Regions from separate parts of the Homo sapiens genome. Here all the other regions are linked to region 1. Evidence: chromatin contacts called from ENCODE Hi-C or POLR2A ChIA-PET data. All regions are on one chromosome and are shown on one strand. The core of a region is the stretch at or near the end of the contact, and the rest is flanking DNA. Distances in the headings are between cores, read along the strand shown. Region 1 overlaps MARCHF10 (membrane associated ring-CH-type finger 10). Region 2 holds the start of MRC2 (mannose receptor C-type 2). Region 3 overlaps MRC2 (mannose receptor C-type 2).

The links. A loop is a pair of places that touch in the nucleus more often than their neighbours do. ChIA-PET counts read pairs that join two places held with the same protein, here RNA polymerase II (POLR2A). Pooled maps may share reads with other maps.
Region 2: a loop to region 1 is called in a pooled map, with 6 times the contacts of the local background. The contact joins the promoter of MRC2 here to the enhancer-like site in region 1. A Hi-C loop is called at or near these places in 5 of 50 pooled maps. POLR2A ChIA-PET finds 5 or more read pairs at or near these places in 4 of 52 experiments (Caco-2, HEK293, WTC11 and 1 more).
Region 3: a loop to region 1 is called in a map with no recorded cell type, with 14 times the contacts of the local background. The contact joins two enhancer-like sites. A Hi-C loop is called at or near these places in 1 of 168 maps with a recorded cell type or tissue (endothelial cell of hepatic sinusoid), 19 of 37 single-sample maps with no recorded cell type and 14 of 50 pooled maps. POLR2A ChIA-PET finds 5 or more read pairs at or near these places in 2 of 52 experiments (activated CD8-positive, alpha-beta T cell and naive thymus-derived CD4-positive, alpha-beta T cell).

The regions. Positions count from the first base shown.
Region 1 is chr17:62,721,911-62,726,991 of GRCh38, reverse strand. MARCHF10 (membrane associated ring-CH-type finger 10) reads left to right here. Exons shown (of 11, transcript NM_152598.4): 7 at 1,888-2,054; 8 at 4,395-4,504. The region is part of intron 2 of MARCHF10-AS1 (MARCHF10 antisense RNA 1); the gene reads right to left. Among named protein-coding and RNA genes, the nearest start is that of MARCHF10-AS1, 18 kb to the right of the region's middle. RefSeq lists an enhancer at 1,984-2,063. Within about 2 kb of position 2,116, at least 8 of the 41 ENCODE cell types and tissues checked have a DNase peak (open chromatin) inside an H3K27ac peak, as active enhancers do.
Region 2 is chr17:62,624,849-62,629,929 of GRCh38, reverse strand. MRC2 (mannose receptor C-type 2) reads right to left here and starts at 2,260. Exons shown (of 30, transcript NM_006039.5): 1 at 2,010-2,260. The coding sequence starts at 2,127. LOC107985020 (a long non-coding RNA gene) reads left to right here and starts at 1,880. Exons shown (of 2, transcript XR_001752961.3): 1 at 1,880-2,085; 2 at 2,921-3,493. RefSeq lists silencers at 1,631-1,700, 1,901-2,340 and enhancers at 3,534-4,034, 4,035-4,535.
Region 3 is chr17:62,650,954-62,656,034 of GRCh38, reverse strand. The region is part of intron 1 of MRC2 (mannose receptor C-type 2); the gene reads right to left. Among named protein-coding and RNA genes, the nearest start is that of MRC2, 26 kb to the right of the region's middle. RefSeq lists enhancers at 1,337-2,047, 2,760-3,470, 3,471-4,182. Within about 2 kb of position 3,079, at least 27 of the 41 ENCODE cell types and tissues checked have a DNase peak (open chromatin) inside an H3K27ac peak, as active enhancers do.

The DNA of each region.
Region 1 (5,081 bases), core at 867-3,366:
GATTTAGAGCACTTGTTTCCAAATGCAAATCCCGTGTAGTTGCCTAAATTAAAAATCTTCTAGGCCAGGTGTGGTGGCTCACACCTGTAATCCCAGCACTTTTGAGAGACCAAGGCAGGCGGATCACCTGAGGTCAAGGGTTCGAGACCAGCCTGGCCAACATGGTGAAACCCTATCTCTACTAAAAATACAAAAATTAGCCAGGTGTGGTGGTGCACGCCTATAATCCCAGCTACTCGGGAGGCTGAGGCAGGAGAATCGCTTGAATCCGGCAGAGGTTGCAGAGAGCTGAGATCGAGCCACTGCACTCCAGCCTGGGTGACAGAGCAAGACTCCATCTCAAAACAAACAACAACAACAAAAAATAATCTTCTACCACTTTTCTGCCTACCTTCTCAAACTTGCAAGATCTCTCTCTAGTTTATCTTCACCAGTTGGAGCACTCACTCCCATGTACACATGTTCTTCCTGATTACTTACGAAAATATGGAAATTATGTTGAAATGTATTGAAGTCTGAATGTTGAAAATGTCTTTAAGTTATTGAGAATGTCCATAATGGAAAACTGTAATTCTGCTTCTTTACACTGAGCTGCCCTTTCATGGGGAAAAAAGTCTTTCAAGAAATTGAGCATATATTTCTCCATCCAGAGCAATGTCCATTTCTTCCTCTTTTGATTTTAGTCTCTAGCCAGTTTCCTTTCCTTGACCAGATGGCCCCCAGTCCCGTGAGGACTCTAAAGAAAAGAAAATAGCCTTAGGCTTCTTAAAACCTCCCAACATGAACATCGACCAGCTATTCTTCACTCACCATTTATTAGACACAAATATCTTTACTTACATTTTCGTTAGTTCTTATCTTCATCAGATTCCAGCCGCTTACATTCTGGAATGCTGATGTCATTTGTTGGCATGTGTGGTGTTATTCGGGAGATTGTGTCCAGGTTTATTGGTTCATCATCCACCTAAACCAACATCTATTAAGTGAACTCTGTGCACAACACCTTGCCAGACACTAGATGTACTTTACAGTTTGCAGAACAGGTTCCTCATTGTCACACGTAGCCAGCCTGGCCACAGCCCTAGGAAGTAGGTGGCAGTGGTGTTATCACCATGACCCTCATTGTACAGATGAGGAAACAGGGTCTTGGGAAGATTAAGGAACTTATCCAAAGTCACACAACTCACAAGTTTCAGAGGCTGGCCTCAAACCCAGGCCCCCTGACCACGAATCCCATGCACTCACCAGTATGCCACCCCCACCAACTTCCTGGCAGGGAGAGGGGCTCCTGGCCTTGACTCCAGTTTGAAAATGATTCTGTAGCCATTTCCCTTTACCTCTTGATTTATGGTGGCAGTGCTGGTCCTCCATGTCAGCTCACACGTATTGACAATTGCAAAGAAGCCTGTTACAAGAATTTGTGCCTCAGCCAGGCCCAGGGGCTCACACCTGTAATCCCAGCACTTTGGGAGGCCAAGGCATGTGGATCGCTTCAGCCCAGGAGTTCAAGACCAGTCTGGGCAACATCGTGAGACTCCATCTCTACAAAATAATTTTTAAAATAGCCAGGTGTGGTGGCATGCACCTGTAATCCAGCTACTTGGGAGGCTGAAGTGGGAGGATCACCAGAGCCTGAGGAGGTTGAGGCTGCAGTGGGCCAATATTGTGCCACTGCACTCCGGCCTGGGCAACGGAGTGAGACTCTGTTTCAAAAAAAAAGAGAGAATTTGTGCCTGTGTTATCAAAAATCATCTCACTAGGGTCAGAGGGGGCAGCGGGTGAGTACCAGGAGCCCTCTTCCTTCTCTGTCAATGCTCTGGGAACTGGTATTTGTAGAAACTGCAAACGTGTAGCCTCCTGGTCACGAGGGCTTGTTTTCACATTTAGTCTCCTGGAGGAGGACTCCGAGGAGGAGGGAGACTTGTGTCGCATCTGTCAGATAGCCGGGGGTTCCCCAAGCAACCCCCTCCTGGAGCCTTGCGGCTGTGTGGGAAGCCTGCAGTTTGTTCATCAAGAGTGCCTGAAAAAGTGGCTGAAAGTGAAAATAACATCAGGTAGGTGGGGAAGGAAGTGCAGTGAACGTGCCACGACATGTAATTAACATGAGGCACCACGGTGTGGGCCCCGGAGCCTTGTCATCAGCTCACTCTCCTCCGCAGAACAGCGACTCAGGGACACGTGGCTGAGCTCCAGATCCTTGCTCATAAAAGCTGTCTTTAAACTATGGGAGGGAGTTGGGGGTTTTTTGTTTGTTTTTGTTTTGGTTTGTTTTTTGTTTTTTGCTTTTATCTGAGAGAAGACTCCTGGGAACAAATGCTATTGAATTCTACCTCTGCTTGAGGCCTGAGCAGAGATGCTAAGATCGCCTCTCAGGAGGAAGGAAATAGAAGTGGGTCAGCGGTGGAAGCTCAGCAGACACACAGTAGCCGTGCCCAGCTAGCAGACACCCAGCAAAATACTTCAGAAGGTCCCTCATGAGAGACCCCCAGCACACACATCCTACTTCCTTTTATTTGGGGGTCACCTAAGAAACTAAACAAAGCTGCCTTTTAGCAATAGGGATAAGAGTGCTGATCTGATTGTCTAGAACCATATTAGATAAAGAAATTTCCATGTGCTGATTTTGTCAGCTCCCTAGCATCTTATAACTGGGTGTGCGGCACCTTCTCAACTCCCTGAGCAGGTTATAACCTAAATACAACCACATCGGTAGGTCGGCTGTAGTTTTCTGGGCAGAGAACAGAAGGTTTCTTTAAAGCATGGCTTTAGGAATGAGATCAACTTTAAGCAAAAAAAAAAAAAAAATGCATGGAACATCAGTGCAAAGAGCAACTTGATCAGAAAATAGCTGCGGCTTCTTTCAGACACACATCTCTGAAAACATATCCCCCCACAGCCAGATCCTATTTCTCCCCGTCTTCCATATCCTTCTCCTTAGCCGTCACTATCCAGGCTGCAGGGAGACTTAGAGCTTTACCCTGTCCCCATGAGGTGTTGCCACGCCCCCTCACCAAGGACAGCACACCATGGAATCAGAGAATGAACACGTGGGGTAATCATATTACTGTGTCATCCATGGAGCCCGTTTTATGCAACTTCCCTAGCATAAGAAATATAAGTCCACTGATCAAGATGCTTAAACGCATATCCATATAACGAGCAAAATATTCAGTCCTTCAGAGAGGGAAGAAAACGAGTAGATTTTGGTTGCTAACGACTCTGCCATGCAATCCTTTATCTTCCTAGAAATTTGGGCCAATTAAACATCTAACACAGAAAAAGTTACCTGTGAAACATGTCATGAAAATGCTGCTATGCTCATAAATGTCAACGCTTGTATGGGTGTGTTCAGTAGGATTCGATCGGAAGACTCATGGGACATTTGGTAGCCTAAAGCGTTACTGAATGACGCTAAAAAAAAAAAAAAAAAAAGTCAAGCGAACAAAATGCAGATAAGGGATTACTTCCTGTTCATCCTTGCCCTTTGAAAGTCTCTATTATTTACTGTTTCTTTATATCCCCAGTGGGGAAATAGAATGGAGGTATGAAACTGCACAAGCCCTATTTTTACCAAATACATGCAGGTAACTAATAGGTCTTTTATTTTCTAATGCATAAAATAAACACCAGTACATCATTAGTCAAAAGCCGCAACTAAGGGGGAGAAACTGTCTGGCAGAATGTTTGCTTAGACATAACAGCCCAGCTCTGCATCCTCCACTTTTGCATTGGGGAATAGGATAAAAATGCTGATCTAGAATGCCTGTTTTTATAAAAACAGCAACAAAGGAAGCCTTCTCATATTCCTTTTCCCCGATGAGTCTGAGCTCAGGCTGATGAGCTGGCCCTGGGTACTACTGTAACTAGTACCCACACCTGGCCCCTCGCTCCCTCACTGTTCTCAGGTGGCAATGTTACCTGGGCAGGAGTAAAGGCAGATTTTTAAGCCATTGATCGAGAATAGCTTCTGCCATCTATTTTGGTCCTCACTAATTTATTTACTTGGACCTGTGTTGGGTCTACAATAAAAAAAAAAAAAGCTGAATAGTCACTCTTTTTACAAACACCTGTGTTACAGACTCTTAGCCTCTGTGCAGCAATTCCAAGTTTATGAACCATCCTGTTTATATTTAAATAGAAAGCAAGATCTGCTATTTAAAAGTCGTGGGAATTTCACTTCTATGAAGCTTGCATAATAGATGACTACAAAGGAAATTTTTCAGCTCTCAGATTCAAGGTCATTTTCTACAGAAGATGGCTGGCTTTAAAGGAAGGTCACTGAAGCTCAGAATTCATAACACACACAAGTTCACTCCCCAAATATCACCTGTCCAAAGTGCTAACACAAACAGACCCATGGTTATATGTACATATAATTCTTTATCCAATTTAAGGAGCAGATCTTGGTGCCGTGAAGACCTGTGAGATGTGTAAGCAAGGCCTGCTGGTTGACCTGGGTGACTTTAACATGATTGAGTTCTACCAGAAGCACCAGCAATCTCAGGTAAGAAATGTGGCCACTCTGCCTCCACAGGTTAAAGTATGTTAGAGGGGCAGGGCGAGAAGACATTCCCCTTCCCTGATCTAAGAAATGTAGAAGGTCTCTGCTGGCAGGAGTCTGACAATATCCATTTAGCTTACTTCTCTGAGAAGACCTGCCACTAAATTAGAGTATTAGAGAGTTGAAAAGCCTTTTTTTTTTTTTTTTTTTTTTGAGACAGAGTCTCACTCTGTCGCCCAGGCGGGAATGCAGTGGCACAATCTCACTGCAAACTCTGCCTCACAGGTTCAAGCGATCCTCCCACCTCAGCCTCCTGAGTAGCTGGGATTACAGGCGTGTGCCACCACACCCACCTAATTTTTGTATTTTTAGTAGAGATGGGGTTTCTCCATGTTGGCCAGCTTGGTCTCGAACTCCTGATCTCAAGTGATCTGTCTGCCTCCACCTCCCAGAGTGCTACAATTACAGGTGTGAGCCACTACACCTGGCCGAGAGTTGGAAGTCTTATTTGTCCTGGGTTGAGTTTGCCCTGCTGTTGGGAACAAAAGTAAGAAGCTTCAGTGGGCAACTGGACACAGAA
Region 2 (5,081 bases), core at 1,011-3,510, 97 kb after region 1:
GGGCACACAGGGCTCCCCCATGGTGGTCAGGAAACTGCCCACACGCAGCCCCTGCCCTGCCTGGCATAAGCCTCGCCCCCAGCAGCACTGGCCTGCCACACCCTACCTCCCACATGCATTTCCTGGGCTATTTGGTCTCTGGTGCTGGTGAATTCCTCCCAACAACAACGTAATTCACCAGGTACTAGGGGCTGCCAGCTCTTCGGGCAAGGAATTCGGCCCAGAGGCTCTGAACAGGCTTCCCAGGGTAGGGCCCAGTGGAATTTGGCAGGGCAGGGGCAAGCGCACTCTGTGCAGAGGGCACGGTTCCGAGGGAAGGAACCTGCAGCAGCTCCATCCTCCTCCTGCTCAGCTGCTGCTGGAAGACCTCACACTGCCTGCCACCCAGATCCAAGCCTCCTCAGGGTGTGGTCAATGCAGTGCCAACGGGAAGGGGACCCTCTGAGGCTATTCATCCCTGGACACAGCCCCAGGGAGGGCCAGGCACAGAGACCAGGAGGAGGAGGGACACTCCAGGCGTCCTTGTCCTCCCTGACCGGGCCTCTCACCAGGCACTTCCAGCCCCCTCTATGAAAAGCTCCAGGGGGAAAGGCCGAGTCAGCACTCTGGCCACAACTCTCTCCCAGGGCCTGGCTTTAAAGTGTGCTCTGGAGCTCTGGGAATGGCCATCCTCCCCACCCCTTCCCACCGCCTGCCTCCTGAGGCCCTGCGCAGAGGAGCAGAGGAAGGCAGGAGTGCGAGGAGGTAGGGGAACTGCCTGTGAGGCCGCCCTGCAGTGGGTTAGGGGGTTACCCGGCCTGGTTTGTGTCTGTCCCACATTCAATGCCAGGTGGGCCCAGAATTGCCCCGGGGGTCTCCGGTTGGTGTGAATGTGGGTCACCGTGGCCCCCACCTTTCCCATCTGGCAGATATGTGTCTTGTGCCTACGTCACGCCAGGCCAACCCAGCAAGCACGGGCCAGGCTGGAGGCCCCAGACTCTCCAGGGGGCTGTCTGGTCCTTGCACAAAACTGCAGACACTGCACGGACTGTCCCCATCCCCCAATTAAACAGCCAGCAGGACCAAGCTGGGCCGGGCGATTCCCCCGGTCACTCCAGACACCCCCACCCCCACTCCCCCAGGAAGTGGATCTTTCCTTTCAACTCTTAGATTCTTGGCGAGGGATCTGTCTGTCCCCACACTTCACTGTTACCCCTGAATAAGGAGCAGGAAGAGAATGGCACAGTTTTGGGGTTTTCTGATTTTTGTTTTGTTTCCTGTTCGTTGGGTTTTAAAATCTTTAGCAGCTCTTTTGCCGCTCAAGGTCTGTCCCCTCTGGAGGGCCACTAGTGTGCCCAGAGCTGCCCACGCTACGCAACATCACAGCACGGCGGCGCCCAGCCTGTTGCTGCGTCCCAGTGGCAGGAGCCTCCTCACAGGGCTGCCGAGCTCACGCGGGGCGGATGCCGCGCGCCACAAGCCTCCTTGAAGACTAAGTGTGGAAAAGAAAATATCAACGCCCACGAGATGCAGGGGGCGGGGGGAAGGTGGGGGAAACGAACCCTCGCGGATAGTTGGAAAGCCGTCCTAACGCATCAGTCCTGGGGCAGAGCGAGGAGACTGGGCCCGGGAACTCCCGGACAGAGAGCCCTGGCTCCCCGGGCGCGCCCTGCAGGTCCCCTGCCGAGGACGGGCCGGCGCCGGGTGGTCCGGGAGCGCGGTGCGCGGGGGTCCTCAAGAGCCCACCCGCTTCCTCCTAGGCTGCTGGAGTCCCCCGGGCTCCCCTCCCCCGCCGCCCGCCACATCTGGTTCCACTCAGGTCCTCCCCCACCTCTAGGCGCGCTCCTCCTCCCCTCTCCTCCCCCGCTTTCAGAAAAGCGGAGACGAGTTTTAAAAACCCAGTCACACACACACGCACACACGCTTCTGGAGAAAAGAGGGGGGAAAAGGAGGGAAAAGTCGAGAGCGGCCCGCGCCTCGGCGCTCCCCCCGCCCGGGCCCTGAAGTTGGCCAAGTTGGCAGCGCCTTACCCGGGAGGGCGGCGTCCCCAGGGGCGCCGGGACGGCCGAGGTGCAGGCACCCGAGGAGCAGGACGCAGCGCAGCAGGTGACGAGGCCAGGGCGCGGGGGCCGGCCGGCCGGGCCCCATCCCCGAGCGCGGCGCTCAGTGGACGCGGGGACCGAGGGCGCACAGGCGCAACGCGCTGTGGCAGCCCCGAGGCTGGGCTGTGATGACCGCCCGCAAGGGGCTCGCGTCCTCCTCCGGGTCGGGACGAAGTGATGCCTCCCGGGGAGGAGGAGGGAGGAGGCAGCCCGGGCGGAGGGAGGGCGGAGGGAGGAGCGCAGAACCGGGGAGGAGGGTTCGAGGGGTAGAGGGGAAGGGAAGTGGGCAGCGTGGGAGGGGAAGGGGAGGAGGCGCGGGTCTGGGGCTAGAGCGTCGGGAGGGAGAGAAAGGGGTGGCGGAGAGGAGGACACGCCGGGTCCAGGAGGACCCCAGCGTGCGCCCTTTCTCTTGCTGCTCTGTTTCCCAGTCTCTCCCCGCCTCGCCTTCCCTCTCTTCTGTCCCGGCCAGGATCCCCAGACGCTGCGTCACAACTCCCCCGCTGGCGCGGGCGGGGAAGCAACTGCAAAACTTTCCGCAAACTTCACGGCGTGGTGGGACCTGGGCTACGAGGTCCGGCCAGCCCGGGGCGGGGGCGTGCAGCTGACCCAGGTGGCCAGACCCGGGCCGCCAGCATCCGCCCCGCCATCCCGCCTCTTTCTGCGGGCGTCTCCAGCAGCCTAGCATCCCCTACCTCCATGCCGAGGAGGACCCCTCCCCCGGTCTGGTGGGGAAGGGGCGGAGCCCAGGGCCTGGCCACCAGGGCGAAGATTGGGGGAGGGGGAGGCAGAGCCCTTGTTACGTGTGCGGAGCGCAACAATTCTTGCACGTCTTGTTTTAGCATTTTCGTGACCCCTGTGTCAGTGTTCCCGGTGCAGGAGTGTAGCACTTTTGCTTGTTGGGGCTGCATCCAGAAACCTGGGGAAAATCTGTCCACTGGACGTCTCAGAAGACCGGCATCATCACTCCCACCAACTGGACTGCTGGCCGGTAGCAAAAGACCAGCTGGAAATTTCATAAAAGGTTAGACAATCCACAGTTACTCAGTGTTACGCAACAGGTCTCTGCAGCACAGAGCACGAACTGGGGAGTCAGGATGCTGGAGTCCAGCCCTGCCTCTCTGCGGATTCCCTGCCTGACCTTGGGAAAGCCTCTTGGGGTCTCGGGGCATAGGGCAGGACTGAGACGTTGAGACCCCAAGTGCAAAGAAGACACATTTCTCCTACCACGAGTAATCAAAAACACTATGAAACTGTAATATGGGCCGGGTGCGGTGGCTCACGCCTGTAATCACACTTTCGGAGGCCGAGGAGATTGAGCCCAGGAGTTGAAGACCAGCCTGGGCAACATAGGCAGATCCCATCTCATTTTGTTAATATAAAATTTTTAAATAATAATAAAACTGTAATATAAATTGTATTGTTTCCTATCTTGTCCACCTTGGTATGTTTTTTGGAAATAAATTCAATTTTTTTCCTTTTTATTCCTCCTATCTTGGGTAAATGTTTCCCCAACTCTGCAGTGGGGGTGTTGGGTCAGAAATGCTCACTCGTCTCTTCCCATCTCTGTCAGGCTGAGGCTCTTGGTAAACAGTCCAGTGGTAATAGAGCCTCGAAGCAAGCCCCCACTGAAATCCCCTAGAGGCCCCTGGAAAGGGTCCCATTAGCCACCCTTTGGTTAGCAGCCAGACCAACAAAGCCCCTGCACTCCACGGCTAGCTTCAGCAGGTCCGACAGGGCCAGGTCCCTTCTGGTGGCTGTGGCTCCACTGCCCCTTGGGACATGTCTTCTTGGTGTGGCATGTTCTGGGATCTCAGTCCTCTGCACACAACAGGCCATGCTGGAGCTGCCTCAGAGGTCCCCCTCTTGGCCTTCCCTCTTGCACAATCCTGTAATCTCTGAAGGATTTAAGGATTTGCCGGCTAAGCTGCTCTCTCGCTCTCAGAACACAGGATACTCCTTCCCCTGAAACAGGGCTGGATTCCCCCTTCTCCAGCAGCTTGAGTAGGTTTCGGCGTTTCCTGCTGGCCTTCCCTCCTACTATCAGTGGCAGGACAGAAGCCCACCCCTTGACATCACCAGCGCAGAGCATGAGGCCAGAGAGCCCACCACTTGCCGGCACCAGGTCCCGCCATGCCGGGCACACAGGAGGTGTGCTCTCGTCTCTTCACCCACCGGCTCAACAAGCACCGACTGCTAGCCCTGTGCTAGCTGCTAGAGAAAGAGAGATGGGCAAACACAGTTGCAGCCCTAGAGGAGCCTCATTTAGTGGGGGAAAATAAACGTTTTGCCATATTCCAGGCAAAGAAGACGCAAGGGCTGAGGAGCACAAAAGTGTGCTGCTCTCGCAGGGACAGAGGTTGGTTCAAGCTTCTAAGGCCCAGTTCTAGTCTCTGTCAAGGGTGAGACTTCCTCCTCCAGCGCGAGACTTCCTCCTCCAGCGCGACATGGTTCCACACTGTGTTCCACTGACTTCTGCTGATGTCTGCAGCTGCCAACTGCTTTTGATCTTGACTTTGGGGCAGAAAGCGGGGAAACATCTGGGAGATTCTCCCTGTGGAGAATCCGGGCCGGTTCCCTACTGCATAAAGATCCTGTGCAGGCTCAGTTGTCAACAGAACATGGTCACAGTCTGTAGGAGTGTTGGGTGTTGTGAGCAGCATGGGACTTTCGAGGAACCCCTCATCAACACCCAGACCTTCATCTGCTTCCAAAGAAGGGCCAGCGTCCTCTGTGCCCACAGCCTCCTCACCATTCCTGTGCCCACAGTTGAACAGCCGTTTATTGAGGGTCAGTATGTGTCAGGCATCAGGCTAGATGCTGGAGACTTAGTGAGGTCTCTGACTTGTCCAGGGGATTTTTGCCAAGATGGTATTCGCTATCGTGGAACTGAAGCTGAGAATGGTTCTCCCCTAGACACTGACCAACTGTCAGCCAGCAACAGGTACTGAGGGTGATATGGTTTGGGATCTGTGTCCCCGCCCAAATCTCATGTCAAATTGT
Region 3 (5,081 bases), core at 1,830-4,329, 72 kb after region 1:
GCCTGTGGTCCCAGCTACTCGGGAGTCTGAGGCAGGAGGAATAACTGAGCCGAGGAGTCTGAGGCAGTAGTGAGCTATAATCACGCCACTGCATTCCAGCCTAGGAATCAAAAGAAGATACAGCCTCTGCCCTCATGCGTTTATAATGAAGCTGGAGAGGCTGAACTCATGAAGCAATCCATGGAAAAGTTTAAGTCTGCACGGTTGGGGGTGAAGGTGATAGATAGAAATGAACTTTCCAGATAAATGAAGTGTGATAGAAATATTTCTTTCTTTCTTTTTTTCTTTTCTTTTTCTTTTTTTTTTTTTTTTTAAAGAGACAGAGTTTCGTTCTGTTGTCCAGGCTGGAGTGCAGTGGCATGATCATAGCTCACTGCAGCCTTGAATTCCTGGGCTCAAGTGATCCTCCCACCTAAGCCCCCAGAATAACTGGGACTATAGGCATGCACCCCACCATGCCCAGCTAATTGTTGTTTGTTTGTTTGTTTGTTTTGAGATGGAGTCTCGCTCTGTTGCCCAGGCTGGAGTGCAGTGGCGCGATCTCGGCTCACTGCAAGCTCCTCCTCCAGGGTTCACACCATTCTCCTGCCTCAGCCTCCCGAGTAGCTGGGACTACAGGCGCCCGCCACCATGCCCGGCTAATTTTTTTGTATTTTTAGTAGAAACGGGGTTTCACCATGTTAGCCAGGATGGTCTCAATCTCCTGACCTCGTGATCTACCCACCTTGGCCTCCCAAAGTGTTTGTGTTTGAGACGGAGTCTGCTCTGTTGCCCAGCCTGGAGTGCAGTGGAGCGATCTCCACTCACTGCAGGCTCCACCCCTGGGGTTCATGCCATTCTCCTGCCTCAGCCTCCCGAGTAGCTGGGACTACAGGCGCCCGCCACCACGCCCGGCTAATTTTTTTGTATTTATAGTAGAGACAGGGTTTCACCGCATTAGCCAGGATGGTCTCGATCTCCTGACCTCGTGATCCGCCTGCCTCGGCCTCCCAAAGTGCTGGGATTACAGGTGTGAGCCACCGCACGCAGCCCCAGCTAATTGTTTTTACTTTTTGTAGAGACGGAGTCTTGCTTTGTTGCCCAAGCTGATCTTGAACTCCTGGCCCCAACCTCCTGATCCTCCTACCTTGGCCTTCCAAAGTGCAGGATTTCTAGGTGTGAGCCACCGTGTCTAGTTTGATAGGAATATTTCTGATGTAGTCCACACTTCTTGTTTCTCAGACATCCAGGTCATCACCTGGGAAACATGCCTGTGCTCATGGGCAACTGGGTTTTAAAGCAATTTGCCCTACATTGAGTAACCCATCTCCTTCCTCCTTGATGGTCACTGAGGCCTCCTCTCCCGTCCTGTCTGCTTCAAGGCACACAATGCTTTGGTGAAGTCGCGAGGCTGAGTGCAAAGGCTTGACAACAGTTTGTGTCTCTGGAGCAAAACCCTCAGCTGTTGCTGCAGTTTCCCCGGACTCAGCCCATCCACAGAGGCAGCCAGAGGTCTGACCTCAGATAAGACGGCTGCTCTCCACAAGACATCACAGATGAAGGAGGCAGATGAGAAGTTAATTCTAGCATGGTGCCTGGCATGCAGCGGACTCTCAACAAATATGTGTTGAATGAGAGGCATGTCACATAAAACCCTGAAAGGCACAAGCAGAGACAAGGACAAGGAAGGCATTCCAAGGACAAGGAAGGCGGTCCAAGCTGCCCAACCGCAGGAGCAAAGGCTGCAGGCAGGAACGCAGGGCCCAGCGACCACCTGGCTTAGCTCCTGGAAAGCTGGGGGCTGGAGGACAGCTGGCCAGCCCTGGAGGGGACTCAGTTCCATCCCTGAGGGCATGGCAGGGTGGCCTCCAGCCTCTGAGCCTCTCTCCCTTCACTGCCCCTCCCCAGGCCACGCAGAGGCGAGGGGTCATCCCAGGGAGAGCCAGAGGCCGCCTGAAAGGGCCGCCAGCCAAGAGGAGCAGCTGTTTTCAATGAGCTGCTTAACCTCCAGGCCAGGCCTGGAAATGTCCTTGAGTCAGCAGAAGCTGCCAGCCCCACCCTGCTAAGAGGCCAACCCTGGGGACCCAGCACCCCACCCTGCACCACCCCTGGCTAGAGACTGTGTCCACGTACATGCATGCACATTAGATCCTGGGCTGGACGAGGGGGGCATTGCTTCCATGGAGGACGGGGGTTACATGATATCGAAGCCCAATACCCCGCCCAACTGTGCAACATCCCCACCGACATCCTGAACCATGGTGGGTTTCCCTCTACCGGCCACCTTCCCCTTTTCACACCCTCCTCCCTCCTCCCCAACAGCCCCTCCATCCCAGCCAGGCCAAACTGCTTTCCTCCCACAGCTTAAAGTGCTTGTGCCTAAAACCTACACACACAGTCCCAGTGTTGCGCTGTTGCTGTCACAGGCCACCCTTTGTAGAGCAGTGGCGGGCTTCCCCCACCAGTCATTTCCAGAGATGCTTTTCTCCCCACTTCAAATCTCTGTGCTGCAGACTGTGATATCCTGTGTTCTAGGAAGACATTAAATCACACTCTGGCAGGGAATGGGTGGAGAGGTGGGACTGTCCCTCCACCTACTAAATGCAGGCGGTGGTGGGGAAGGCGACTGTCACCTTTCCCGCGGTTTTGCTGATCCTCCAGACCCCGCCCCGGGGGTGGGGGCGGGGGTGGGGGTAATGCGGGCTGAGTGGAAGCTAGCCCCGCCCCTGGGGTTCTCTGGGAAGGCAAATCCTCACCCGCGCTGGCCTTCCCCTTCGCAGTGTCATGGTGTTTGATCTCATCCCCTGCTGGCTTTTGTCTTAGACCAAAGCATCACAGTATTTTCGGCCAGTCCTCCCCCAGGCCCCCCTTGCCGGAGGAACTGGAGAGCGGCCGCGCTACAGCAAGCAGCAATCGCTCTCGCCTCCAGCCTCTGCTCCGGGCAGCGCCCGGCCCTTTCCTCCCACTGGCTCTTCCTCACCGGGGGTCACCAGGCCTGGATCCCCAGAGTCCGAGCATCCCGGGGGCGGGCACACCTTGACCCCTTTCTCCCCCAACCCAGTGCCCAGGATCTGGGGCTCCCAGATCCACCTGCTCTTGGAGTTCCGAGTCTTCTCTGCTTCTGCTCCCAAGGGGCACCCCTGCCCCCGCCATCGTGCGCCCCCAACTCCAAGGAGCGCCCCTCCCCAAGCCACCGTTCGCCCTCAATCTGCGGCACGCCCCTCCCCCCGCCACCGTGTGCCCCTCCCTCCACCGAGCACCCCTCCCCCTGCCATCGTGCACCCCCCCAAGCGGCGCCACTTCCTCTGTCACCGTGAGCCCCCTCTCCACTGGGCGCCCCTCCCTCCACCGCCGTGCGCCCCTCAATCTGTGGCACTTCCCGCTCCGCCGCCTCCCGCCCAGCTAGACAAATGCCCGGTCTGCGTGGCCGCTGCCCCTGGCGCCGTCTGCTAGCCCGCAGCCAAAATAAACAGCCCAAGAGCCACTTCCTTCCCCGTGGGGGGAATTTTCACAACGACGGCTGGCTCCAGTCGCGGCAGGAAGTGGCTTTCTGGGCCAACGATCCAACCTCATTGACCAGGCCGCTGAGGGCAGAATTCGGGAATGGGACCCGGAGCGCGGGGGCGGAGGCAGAGCCTCGCCGTGGCCACGCGATCACTTGTGCCCTCGCGGGGACCCCATCGCCGACAGCGGCCACCACTCCATAACGCAGGTGCGGAAGGCCTCTGCCGAGCCACACCTGTTCATTTCTCCGTGCGGGGGTGTTGTGCGCCTGCCCTTTCTTAAAATCATGGACAGGTTAGGACTCCACGCCTGGTTGATTGAGGACGAACCAGTGAGTGACTGCGTGACTTTATTAGGAGACATCCATACGAATTTGGGGGAAAGCATTTTTTTAAAATGTAGTTTTGACAAAGTGTCTACAAGGTGTGTGGGGTGGGGAGTAACCGAAAGCGGAAATATTACACGTGCCCCTCTGGTTCATTGAAGAGTCAGCAGAAATGAAGAAAATCTTTGGGCCTTTCTGTAATTTACAATTTTCCATAGTGAAAATTTATGTTTTCTGACTTAAAAGAAAAAAACAACTTAGATACCCCCCCACAAACAAAAGAAATGTGTAGCAAAATGTATTCAACCAGAATGATTAGTTCCTGAGAAACTGAGGTTTAAAATATTAACAGTCAGGCAGGGCGCGGTGGCTCACGCCTTTAATTCCAGCATTTTGGGAGGCCGAGGCAGGTGGATCACTTAAGGCCAGGAGTTTGAGACCAGCCTGGCCAACATGGTGAAACTCCATCTCTAATAAAAATACAAAAATTAGCTGGGTATGGTGGCAGATGTGGTGGTGTATGCCTGAGGAGACTGAGGCAGGAGAATTGCTTGAACCCGGGAGGAGGAGGTTACAGTGAGCCCAGATCGCACCACTGCACTCTAGCCTGGGGGACAGAGTGAAACTCGTCTCCGTAAAGAAGGAGAAAAAAATTAACTTTCAATTCAATTTCTTGGTAATGGTCTTTCAAGTAACACTTGACAAAAAAGGTAGAGATTCCCAACAACCTGCACTGGAGGTTTTCACTGGCCAAGTGCCCACTGAGGACCCAGGCTCTGCCCCTGGCTTCTCCATGCCCTGGACCTTTGCCTGGCATGAGTCTGAGCTTGTGAAAGATGTTTGTCGGCCGGGCGCAGTGGCTCACGCCTGTAATCCCAGCACTCTGGGAGGCCGAGGTGGGTGGATCACGAGGTCAAGAGATAGAGACCATTCTGGCCAACATGGTGAAACCCTGTCTCTACTAAAAGTACAAAAATTTGCTGGGCGTGGTGGCGTTCGCCTGTAGTCCCAGCTACTTGGGAGGCTGAGGCAGAAGAATTGCTTGAACCCAGGAGGCGGAGGTTGCAGTGAGCCGAGATCGCACTACTGCACTCCAGCCTGGCGACAGAGCGAGACTGCGTTTAAAAAAAAAAAAAAAAAGATGTTTGTCAAATGACAGAATGACTGTGAATGGAGGGATCTTAGAATTCATCTTGCCAATCGTTTAGAACGGGAAACTGAACACAGAAAGGTTAAGTGACTTGTCCAGGGATGTTCAAGGAACCTGGACCAT